Regions from separate parts of the Homo sapiens genome. Here region 2 is linked to region 1. The links are chromatin contacts, found by Hi-C or POLR2A ChIA-PET in ENCODE. All regions are on one chromosome and are shown on one strand. The core of a region is the stretch at or near the end of the contact, and the rest is flanking DNA. Distances in the headings are between cores, read along the strand shown. Region 1 holds the start of WDR7 (WD repeat domain 7). Region 2 has its middle 29 kb from the start of ATP8B1.

Region 1 (5,828 bases), core at 1,440-3,939:
GAAAGAAATGGTTTGAATCATGGAAGTCATGAGACAGGAAAAAAAGAGAAGTATCAACACTTGACTTTTATGTCATGTGAGAAAGTGCAAAAGGAATCTCTTAATTGCACAAAACAGTTTTAATTACACAAAAATCATGCAAAAAACCCTTATTAAGCCTCTTTGCCATTTGGTATTAAAATAAAGCCATCGACCATGATAGGACTTTTCTGGGAGAGGGTCCAGGAAGGAAAGGGGAGTATTAGCTGAGTACTAGGCACCATGGGGAATACCAAACTACGACTGAAAACCTCGATGAGAAAAAAATAACAGCATGCATGAAGTGATCCGAAAATAACAGTAGCAATAAAGTCACTGTTAGGCCACTGGGCTATCTCCCTCTTTTGAAATTTGTAAAATGGAAGAACAAGCCTCCTTGCCTTTTGCAGAGCTAACCTGGAGCTTAAGAAGTCCAGAAGGTACTGGTGTGCTGTAGGGTAATTTGCTACTAAATTCTCAAACCCCCAACCTTGCGATCTGCCTGCCTCGGCCTCCTAAAGTGCTGGGATTACAGGCGTGAGCCACTGTGCCCAGCCTGCTACTAAATTTTAAGGACAGAGTAGTACTTAAGTTTTAAAAATGCCACTAAAGCTGGGTGTGGTGGCTCACGCCTGTAATCCCAACACTTTGGGAGGCCGAGACAGGCCAATCTTGAGGCCAGGAGTTCGGGACCAGTCTGGCCAATAGAGTGAAACCCCATCTCTACTAAAAATAAAAAAAATTAGCCAGGTGTGATGGTGTGCACCTGCAATCCCAGCTACTCGGGAGGCCGAGGAAGGAGGATTGCGTGAACCCAGGAGGTGGATGTTGCAGTGAGCTGAGATGGTGCCATTGTACTCCAGCCTGGGTGACAGGGCAAGACTCCATCTCAAAAAATATATATATATATGCCTCTAAAATGGTGAAATTCCCGATTTTATCCTGTGGGTCTCATTTATGATTCTTTTGCAGTGATAACCATACATTTTTGGTTACAACAACAATGACGACATCTCACTTGTCTCCTTGCTTCCCTGTATTTCCCACCTGATTTACATGGCACATTGCTGCCAAATTAATATTTGTGGCTGGCCCATCTTAAGTGACCCCGATAAGTCACACTCTTGTATAATCCTTTCTCCTTGAGTACAGATAAAACCCGTGACTTACTTTAACCAATAATATATGGCAAAGGTGATGGCTGTCACTCCCTAATTTAGGTTATCATCTACATCCATTTCCATATCTATGTCCATGTCCATATCCATGGCTGTATCTATATCTGTGTGACTCCTTTCTTGTGCTCAGTAGAGAGATTCTCCTTGCTAGCTTTGAAGGAGTATGCTGCCATGTTGCGAGAGAGCCTTTAGTAAGGCCCATGTGGTAAGGAACTGTGGGTGGCTGCTAGGACCTGATGGCCACTTCCAGTTCAGAGCCAGTAAGAAGCCAGGGCCCCTAGTCAGACAGCCACAAGGAACTGAATGAGCTGACAGGAGTTTGGAATCAGATTCTTCCCTAGTTGAGCCTCCAGATGAGAATTGCAGTTTGGCTGACATCCACTTGTAGCCTTGTGAGAGCATGAGCACAGGACTCAGCTAACCTGTTCCTGACCTCCTTGCCCATGGAATGTGAGGCAATACATATGTGTTGCTTTAAGCCACTAAGACACTAAGACTGTGATAATTTGTTGTAAAGCAATTTTAAAAACCTGAATACCATGTGGTTAGGAAAAGTGCTACACTATTTATTAGTCAAAAGTCTTCAATTACTTTTCATTGTCTTTGGAATAAAGACCAAAAAGCTTATATGGCCACTAAAAGCCTCTTGTTATCTACATTATTCTATTTTTCCATGTTACTTTTTTATTACCTGGTCTAGGCCGAATGTGATGAAGTCTCTATCAACCCACAAGAGAGCTCCAGGGCATAGACTGCCTGTTAAAGGAGCCGCTCACGGAGCAGAAACAGCTAAGCCCTGATACCACATTTTCCCACTTCACCTACTTCACGTCCCTTGTATTTCTTCCAAATTTAACTTTCTATTTATTGCATATATTCATGTTTTACATTTCAATGCTGGTGACAAAGTTGTTTTCCTTTCCCAATTATTATTCCAAATCTGACCAATTTTTCTAGACTTCCATATGACCTAATGTGATTATCCTTCCTTACCCCAACCTAGAAATAATTCATCTCTTTTCTTCCTTGCTCCTTATTTGGCATTTCTCATCCTGCACTATACTATAGCTTATCTATCTTGGGGGACATTTGTCATTCTTTTTAGCTTTCCAGCATCCAACATACTTTCCAGTGTTTAGGGAATTCCCTACCTCTTGCATCTCAGTGGGAAGCAGTGTGATGGGGTCAGAAGTGTAAACTTGCGCAACATCCTGCTCCCAAGAAAGACGTGCACTTGCTACTTCATCCTTCGCTCCATCTTGGTCCTCCCAACTGGAGAGAGGACAGCCTAGACGAGACTTCCCACAACCAAGATGGCGGCCGTGCACTCCTTGCCCACAGCTGGCCTTTTCTCCACTTTCGGTCTCCATCGTAACGCGGCTGGCTCTCTCGGCGCCGGCTTAGGCCTTGCAAGTAGGGAAATGGTGAGTCTTTCCCGCCCCCTCATTTTTGCGACAGTTGCAGCGAAAGTCACGGCAGTTGGGGCTGGTGTCAGCTGATTTACTGCAGTGGCGGCGGCGGCGGCACCGGCACCTTGCAGTATCACTGGGGAGACGGCGGCTGTATAGCGCTTGCCGCCCCACGGATTATCCCAGCAGGATCTACGCACCCCGCATCCTCCGTAGTTCCGCCCTATCCTTGTCCTCCTTGGCTGGGGCGCCCACCGGCGGTCTGATAGGCTACATCGCGGCATGAGATGAAGCTGTGACAGGTAAGGGGGCTTTCAAGCTTCTCCATGGGAAACCACAGGGCGGGATGTTCCTGCACCGTGGAGGTCAGGGGTCAGGGGTCAAAGGTCACAAACCCGCTCTAGCCGGGGGCGGTGCTAGCTGTCAGATCGCTGCGGCTGCAAGCCTGCAGGTCGGGCCCAAAAGTAGGCGCCGTTACCAAGAGCGTGGGGGCCAGCCGGGGGTCTTTGTGGCTCCCTTGCCTGGTGAGTGATATTTGCTACTTGTGACAGTTGCTTTGGTCTTGAGGTGGGACTGCCTGGTTCCCAGGTGCAATCTAAACGGGATCAGGTGATTGGTGATGATCGTTGGTGGTTATTGACAGCAATTTTGGGCGATGTGCTTGCTTTTGGGGTTCATATAGTCTTTCCTTTCCTGTTGGTACTATTTTTGCCCATGCCCAAGGTACTGACACCACTGTTAGAATTTCATTTTTGAGATGCCATCTGCCAGTTCTTATCCCTTTGCCCTAGTACTTGTCTGAGCGGATGCCAGTCACTCCCATTCACTTAGTGATGGGTCCCAGCGTTCTGAAGCTATGTTTGAAGTCAGCACTACCCTAACTTTGATTCAAAAATTGCTGTTTTATGTTTTTTACCCACTTAGTATGTCACTTTTTGAGGCAGAATTTGCTGGGTTAGATAGTCTGAAACTAGGGAACCTACCGTCGCATGACAGGCTGCATTGATATTGTTGATGCTGCTGAATTTAGGGTTCGGTCAGTGGCAGCTATAGCTTCCTCTCACTGTAATATTTGCCATGAGACAAAAAAAGGCAAACTGACTCTTTCAGGTGTTTATGTCTTAGGATTTTATGGGCAAGGTTGCAGGAATTGCCTGTTGTATGAAAGAAATTAACTGAGTTTTTGACATTTTGTAAAACAAAAATTTTAGTTTGACTCTGCTTCTTGCTTTATAAACAAACTCGTGGCTGTATGAAGGTCAGCTTAAAAGTGAACATAATGTGTTGAAATGCCCTCATTATTACAAAGAATAAAAAACTGTCTAGTTCCATCCAGAACAATACATATTAGTTATTATAAATTGGGAAAACGAACCACTATAAATATAATTAATGCTTTATTATTAATGTCAATTAGGGATTATGGTAGAAAATTCATTTATTTTACTGCCAATCCTTATTTTAAGAGTGTTTCAGAGAAATACTTTAAGAGAAAAATGAGAGTATGCCCTTTATTTTTTCTTATTGCCACCTGTAACTAAATTTTAAAAGATCTCGGTGACTGGGTGAATCAAAGGGACTGGGCTTGGCTTGGTTTGAATATCCCTGTAAGAATTTAACTTAAATTTTAGGGGTAGTGACCCTTGTATCTTACAGTTTCCTTTTATCTTTGATATATGTTCCGTTTTGAAGTTAAAGGAAGTTGGGTGGTTTCTCCATGTAACACACTTAGCATCGAAAATCTTCAAAGTAGTGAGCTTGTTTTGTGTTTTCTTCGTGAGAGGGGTAGGATGACATTTAGCTTTAGTGGTGTGATGTTTATTAGATGTATGAGTCCTTAAAGTTCATTTTGGACCTCAGGTGCAGAGGATGGAGTTAATCTTACTCAATTCAATGGGCTGTTCAAGGCATCTCCCCTGCCTGCATTTTTCGTTCTTCTTTTTTTTTTTTAGATGGAGTTTCGCTCTTATTGCCCAGGCTGGAGTGCAGTGGCGTGATCTCAGCTCACTGCAACCTCCCCATCCCGGGCTCAAGCGATTCTCCTGCCTCAGCCTCCTGACTAGCTTGGGATTACAGACTGTGCCACCATGCCTGGCTAATTTTTGTATTTTTAGTACACATGGGGTTTCACCATGTTGGTCAGGCTGGTCTCGAACTCCTGACCTCAGGTGATCCACCAGCCTTGGCCTCCCAAAGTGCTGGGATTACAGGTGTGAGCCACCACATCCAGTCTCATTCATTGTTTTTTGTTTCTAATTCCCGCTGTTTTCTCTTGCTCATCAACCCATATGCAACCATTCTGTATGATGTGTATTCTTCTGTTTGTATGTGTTATTAAATGTATATTGTTCTGGGTGCCCACATTTTTAATTTATAGAGATGATATCGTGCAGTTTTTTTGTCTCACTATTATGTTTTGAAGATCTATTGCATTGCTGTTCTTTGCTTCCAAGTGCTGCACAATATTTCAGAATGTACATCTACTACAGTTTATCTGTCTGCTCTCCTATTTGTAGATACCCATGTTATTTTCATTTTCCTACCTCTACAGATAATACTATGATAAGCATACATTTTAGACCTCTGTGATACTTTCAGTGAGTTATAGATCCATATGTGATTCTGGATCATTTGGTTTTCATATATTTTATTGAAGCACCACCAGATGATGTTTAGAACAAGCAGCAATAGTCTATACACCTGCAGGAAGCTCGTGAGGGTTCCTTTATCTTTGTTTCCCCACAAATGCTTGGTTTTATTCAGTGCTCCAATTTTTCCAGACTAATAGATACAAAATTAAATCTCATTTTAAATTACATTTCATTATTTATTCAGATTCATTCACTACTAATGAATCTGAGCATTTCTTTTTTTTTCTGAGATGGAGTCTCACTCTTGCCAGGGTGGAGTGCAGTAGTGCGATCTTGGCTCACTGCCATCTCTGTCTCCCAGGTTCAAGCGATTCTCCTGCCTTAGCCTCCTGAGTAGCTGCAACTACAGGCACGCGCCACTACGCCCAGCTAATTTTTGTATTTTTAGAAGAGACGGAGTTTCACTATGTTGGCCAGGATGGTCTCGATCTCTTGACCTTGTGATCTGCCTGCCTCAGCCTCCCAAAGTGCTGGGATTACAGGCATGAGCCAGCGTGCCCTGCCGAATCTGAGTATTTCTTCATGTGTGTTTTATCTTTTTTAATTTTTTGTTTGTGAAATTGCCTGTTCAT
Region 2 (5,937 bases), core at 2,839-5,338, 1.2 Mb after region 1:
CTCTCAAACTCCTGCGTTCAGGTGATCCTCCCGCTTCTGCCTCCCAAAGTGCTAGGATCACAGGAGTGAGCCACCGCACCCAGCAAAAGGATTATTTTGGTATTGAACTTTTCACGCTTTCTATGTAAATGCTGCTTAAGTTTTGATGGTTTCAAAGCATAATTAGCCAGTACAGCTCTATAAATAACACATCATAGTTTTTAGCAATTTGCCATCAATGATCGCTACAAACCCAACATTAATACATAAGTGAATATATATCTGAGTAAATTAGTATATATGATTTTGCTTTTATGCTATTGGAAATAACATCTGTTGTTACTATTTGGTTGACTATCACTGCTATTTTTGGAAAAAAACAAGTCTTTTCTTGACAAAAATAGTCCAGTAAATCTTGTGTCACCATCAGTAAATTAAGGTAAAAAATACAGAAAACCAGGCACAGTGGCTCACACCTGTAGTCCCAACACTTTGGGAGGCCGAGACGGGCGGATCACCTGATGCCAGGAGTTTGAGACCAGCCTGCTCAACATGGCGAAACCCCGTCTCTACTAAAAACACAAAAATTAGCCGGGCGTGGTGGCCTGTGCCCGTAATCCCAGCTACTCGGGAGGCTGAGGCAGGAGAATCACTTGAACCAGGGAGTCGGAGGTTGCAGTTAGCCAAGATTGTGCCACTGCACTCCAGCCTGGACGAGAGTGAGATTTCATCTCAAAAAAAAAAAAAAAAAGCAAAAACAAAATACAGAATACAAAATTGTCTTTACAACTAATAATGCTAAACTATAAATTGAAAGGCAAGCCTAATTAAGGGCTAAAATTACGATAATGTAATAAATTATGAAAATGTATGTGTGGTCCTAACATGCACGACTAGGATGTAGTGCACTCTACATGACTCAGCACCTGAATTCAAAGCCCCCCAAACTCATCTATACCCCGGTCAGTGAGACAAGTCACTGTCTTGGATATTGCAGCAAATTCTAGATGTGCACCTTCAAAATTTCTGGGCTCAACTCATGGCCAAATGGCAGCAAACTGTTCACAGACAAACTCCGGTCTGTTTGCCTCACTTGGAGTAGCACCGTTTTAAAATGGCAGGGATTGAATCTTGATAGAGGTGACATTTGAGCAGAAACTTGAAAGAAGGGAGGCTACCCGTCTTATTCATATTTGGGGGAAGGCAGTGTAGGTAGTAGGGCCAGCAGGTGTAAACTTCTTCCTCAGGCAGAAACATGCTTGTGTGCTTTAGAAGTAGCCACCGGGGCAGCGTGGTGGCCGCAGAGTGGAGAAGGGGCAGGGCCACGTGGGATGAGGTTGGAGACAGTGGGCAGGGGCTAGATGACACTGGCTTTGTAGTCAAGATAACAACTTTTGGGCCAGGCGCGGTGGCTCACGCCTGTAATCCCAGCACATTGGGAGGCCAAGGTGGGTGGATCACCTGAGGTCAGGAGTTCGAAACCAGCCTGCCCAACATGGTGAAACCCTGTCTCTACTAAAAATACAAAAATTAGCCGGGCATGGTGGCACATGCCTGTAATCCCAGCTACTTGGGAGGCCAAGCCACGAGAATCGCTTGAACCCAGGAGGCAGAGGTTGCAGTGAACCGAGATAGTGCCATTGCACTCTAGCCTGGGCAACAGAGTGAGACTCTCTCTCAAAAACAACAAAAAAACCCCTTTTGATTTTGCTCGGAGTGGGGGATTTGAGATGGGGAGTGACATGTTCAGGTAAGTAATTTACTCCCAAATTAAACTTCCCAGGATTACCCACAATTCCCCTGCATATGGCAAATCTTGCAGTAGATCAGGAGGGTCTAGGGTCAAGAGGATGAAGCAAACGCCACTGAAGCGGCTACGTTGTCTGGGGTATAAACCCGGGGTTCGGCCGGGCATGGTGGCTCACACCTGTAATCCCAGCACTTTGGGAGGCCAAAGCGAGTGGATCACCTAAGGTTGGGAGTTTGAGACCAGCCTGACCAACATGGAGAAACTCCGTCTCTACTAAAAATACAAAATTAGCCTGGTGTGGCGGCGCATGCCTGTATTCCCAGCTACTTGTGAGGCTGAGGCAAGAGAATCACTTGAACTTGGAAGGCTGAGGCTGCGGTGAGCCGAGATTGCACCATTGAACTCCAACCTGGGAAACAAGAGCGAAATTCCATCTCAAACAAAACAAAACAAAACAAAAAAACCCGGGGTTCATTGTCGGGTACCAGAGTAATTTAGGACACAGACACACAGGAGGAGTTTAGGGGTGGAGGTTTAACAGTTAGAAGAGAAGAGAAAGAAAAACAGCTTCCTCTTAAAGGAAGTGTGTCTGGAGTTGGTTCCTGCCAGTGGGTTTGTGGTCTCGCTGACTTCAAGAATGGAGCCATGGACCTTTGCAGTGTTAGAACTCTTGAAGATGGCACGGACCCAAAGAGTGAACAGCAGCAAGATTTATTGTGAAGAGCTAAAGAACAAAGCATCCACAGCGTTGATGGGGACCCGAGGCGGGTTACTGCTGCTGGCTGGGGGGTGGCCAGCTTTTATTCCCTTATTTGTCCCCTCCCATGTTCTGTTTCTGTCCTGTCAGAGTGCCCTTTTTTCAATCCTCCCCGCGATTGCCTACTTTTAGACTCCTGCCGATGGTTGCATTTTACAGAGCACTGATTGGTGCATTTTACAATCCTCTTGCTCACTACAGAGTGCTGATTGGTGCATTTTTACAGAGCACTGATTGGTGTATTTTACAATCCTCTTACTAGCTACAGAATGCTGATTGGTGCATTTTACAATCCTCTTCTAAGACAGAAAAGTTCTCCAAGTCCCCACTCGACCCAGGAAGTCCAGCTGGCTTCACCTCTCAGAAGGAGTCTCTGAGCAGAAAGGACCAGCTGGTGGAGAACGCACCGAGTTTTATAGTCCAGTTTGAGGAGGTGTTGTCTGATTTACTAGGCCTCACAGATTGGTTCCATCATGTATGACATTTACAAAGCTCTCTGGGAAGGCTTGTCGCCCTACCCTAATCTTCTTATGCAAATGGACTTTCCAGTTGATGGGGGCCATATTATCTGCTTCTTACCGTACACGTGGCTGGCAGAGAAGGCAAGATGGAGCCACCATCTTGAAAAGGTCTAGTCCTTAGTTCCTGCTGGCATTCATCTGTGCAGCAAGCTGCCAGCTTGCTTGTCTATGTCTGCAGCTCAACTTTTATCAGCTGCTCTTTGTTAGAAAATTATTTGGGGCTGCTTTTCATTAAAAGGAAAGCCCTACCAAGGACTCCCATGCCCTTGCTATCTCCCTAAGTAATTCCTTTTTACCTCCTATATCACCACAAGCCAGCTTTCCTGGGAGTCCCCTAGTTTCTCTCCAGGCCCTAGGTCACTTCCTATCACCACTGAATCTGTCAGCATCTTTTTGGTGCACTCAGGCCTCCTGGCTCTCCTCCTCAGTATAGCCTTGAATTAATCACCAACTTATCACATAGTGAACAGATGTAGCCTTTTCCAAATCACTCAGGGTCTTCATTCTGAACCCAAATCACCACTCTGTGCTTTAAAATATCTCTCCCTTGCAGTTTGGTGTGGGTGTAGGACTACATTCTGGCCAATGGAGCTTGAGCAGAAGTGATACATGCAACTTTCAAGTCATGCCCCGTGCCCGTTCTTTTCTTTCTGCAGGAGGGAATACAGATGAATTGGCAGGATCAGGAGCAGCCATGTTGCACCAAGAGAAGATGAAAAAAGCATATGTTGCAGATTGCAAAGTAACTAGGTAAGCATTTGAGTCCCTAAAACTATTCCTGGTATGACTGGTAGCGGCATACTAGCTTGGACTTTTTTGTGTCAGAGAAATAAACCTTCATCTCACTTAAATCAGTATTATTTGGGGCCACTCTCTCTGTAGTAGGAGTGAAACTAGTATCCTAACTAATTTAACTGTCAAAAGAAAAAAAAATATGAGGCGAGAAAATAAGGAATCAAGAAACAAAAGTCAAGTTTTACTCACTTCATAGCTTGGCTCAAAAGCAACTTTAAATATGTGAGAAATGCAACAAATGATAATCATGCATACAGAGAAATTCCTCAAGTGACAAATGCTTTTACTTTCATTTCCTTTCTTGAAAATTGACAGAGTAAGATTCAGATGCATGTACTGACACTCACGTCAGTAACATCGGCTCAGGTTAGACTTTGGTCGTCTTATCCTTCGACTACCTAAGGGACTCATGGCCAGTATATTTTACAACCCCCAGTGCCAGTTACTGAATTCTCACCTGAGAATGAATTCCCTAAGTCTGTAATGTTTCATCATCTTGCAACACAGATAAGCCTGTGTTTAGAGCAGGCTTTTCCATATGAGTCCCTCCTCTTTCACACTGGGGCTGAGTAGAAGGTGATTGACCTGCCTGAGACTTTATCAGTTTGGAGTTCATGTTCCATGTGGTGTTGGAGGGAGCAATGGAGGCTGTGAAATCAGACATCCTGCTTTTTGACAGGGTTGTTTGATGACTCACCCAAGCCATTTTTTATTCTCGGTGCATATTCTAGTTTCCCTTCTCCCGACAGTAGCCTGATGCACCTGTGCTTGCACTGTCCTTAAGCCTGTTGCTATTGTTATGTGGTGTCACTGAGCCCAACACTGCGTGCGTGTGTGTGTGTGTGTGTGTGTGTGTGTGTGTTGAAAGGGGTAGGAAAGTGAGGATGATTTTCAACCATTAAACCCTTAAGGGGCCATCTTCTGAAGCCTGGCATCATCATTTTTGTTCTCAAGAACATTTAAGTCAAAAATAACAAGGTTCCTTTTGCTCATCTTCAAATTATTTTACTTGTTTGATCCAACTGCTAACTAGAAGGTGAATTCTTTCTGCTGTCATTTCATAATTCTAGTGTATTAAAAAGAGATGGGGGCTGGGCACGGTGGCTCATGCCTGTAATCCCAGCACTTTGGGAGGTCAAGGTGGGAGGATCACTTGAGGCCAGGAGTTCAAGACCAGCCTGAGCAACATAGCAAGGCCTCCTACAAAAAATTTTAAAAATTAGCTGGGCATGGTGACACCCACCTGTAGTCCCAGCTGCTTGGGAGGCTGAGGCAGGAGGATTGCTTGAGCCCAGGAGTTTAAGGTTGCAATGAGCTTCAAGTTTTTATACCTTCAATCATACCATTTGTGGCTTAGGAACCCCTAATATATTACATGGAGGGTAATGTAGACACCAAGAAAATGATTGAAAACAATTTATGCCTAAATACATTTGTATTCTTCTTTAGAGAAACCTAGTAGACAAACTAAAAGCTACTAAGCAAATAAATCAAGGTACTGTATTTTACAAAATGACTCAATTTATGCATCATTTAAAGAGTGTGGATCCCTTGGGAACTTTAAACATGGTTGCATTAGTTAAACAGTTGCTTCATTCAGATCCCTCTAGGAACTTGGGCAGCACAAGGGAAGGGGGGCCTCTGTTCCTACTGTGTGGTCCTGGTGATCTGTGTAGGTATCTTCTTTTACCGGGTTAAGTGATAAAAACGGTGTCTTGTGCTCTTTTATCCAAGTCCAAGGAGCATCTTTGTGGGTGTGGGGTTGCAATTATACCTTTCCTCCCTGGGCTGAATCCACAAAGAAGAAGAGAAAAATAACATTTCTGGAGACCTGGCCAAGCCCTGGAATAAAATGGTTGCCTGAGAGAAACTGCAAGTTTGGGAGGCGGGGACTCTTTTCATTGTAACCAAGAGTGGAGTCCTCCATTTCTTTTTCTTTTTTCTTTTTCTTTTTTTTTTTTTTTTTTTTTTTTTGAGACGGAGTCTCACTCTGTCGCCTAGGCTGGAGTGCAATGGCTCAATCTCGGCTCTCTGCAACGTCTGCCTCCTGGGTTCAAGCTATTCTCCTGCCTCAGCCTCTCAAGTAGCTGGGATTACAGGCGCTTGCCACCAGGCCCAGCTAATTTTTTGTATTT

The links. Hi-C counts contacts between places; a loop is a spot of excess contacts on that map. ChIA-PET counts read pairs that join two places held with the same protein, here RNA polymerase II (POLR2A). Pooled maps may share reads with other maps.
Region 2: a loop to region 1 is called in a map of B cell, with 6 times the contacts of the local background. The contact joins the enhancer-like site here to the promoter of WDR7 in region 1. A Hi-C loop is called at or near these places in 1 of 168 maps with a recorded cell type or tissue (B cell), 1 of 37 single-sample maps with no recorded cell type and 9 of 50 pooled maps. POLR2A ChIA-PET finds 5 or more read pairs at or near these places in 1 of 52 experiments (activated naive CD4-positive, alpha-beta T cell).

Annotation. Positions count from the first base shown.
Region 1 is chr18:56,648,670-56,654,497 of GRCh38, forward strand. WDR7 (WD repeat domain 7) reads left to right here and starts at 2,690. Exons shown (of 28, transcript NM_015285.3): 1 at 2,690-2,907. RefSeq lists an enhancer at 2,421-2,810.
Region 2 is chr18:57,829,448-57,835,384 of GRCh38, forward strand. No RefSeq gene overlaps it. Among named protein-coding and RNA genes, the nearest start is that of ATP8B1, 29 kb to the left of the region's middle. RefSeq lists a silencer at 3,330-3,624 and enhancers at 4,002-4,201, 4,242-4,331, 4,372-4,421. Within about 2 kb of position 4,089, at least 6 of the 41 ENCODE cell types and tissues checked have a DNase peak (open chromatin) inside an H3K27ac peak, as active enhancers do; they include B cell, where a contact is called at or near this core.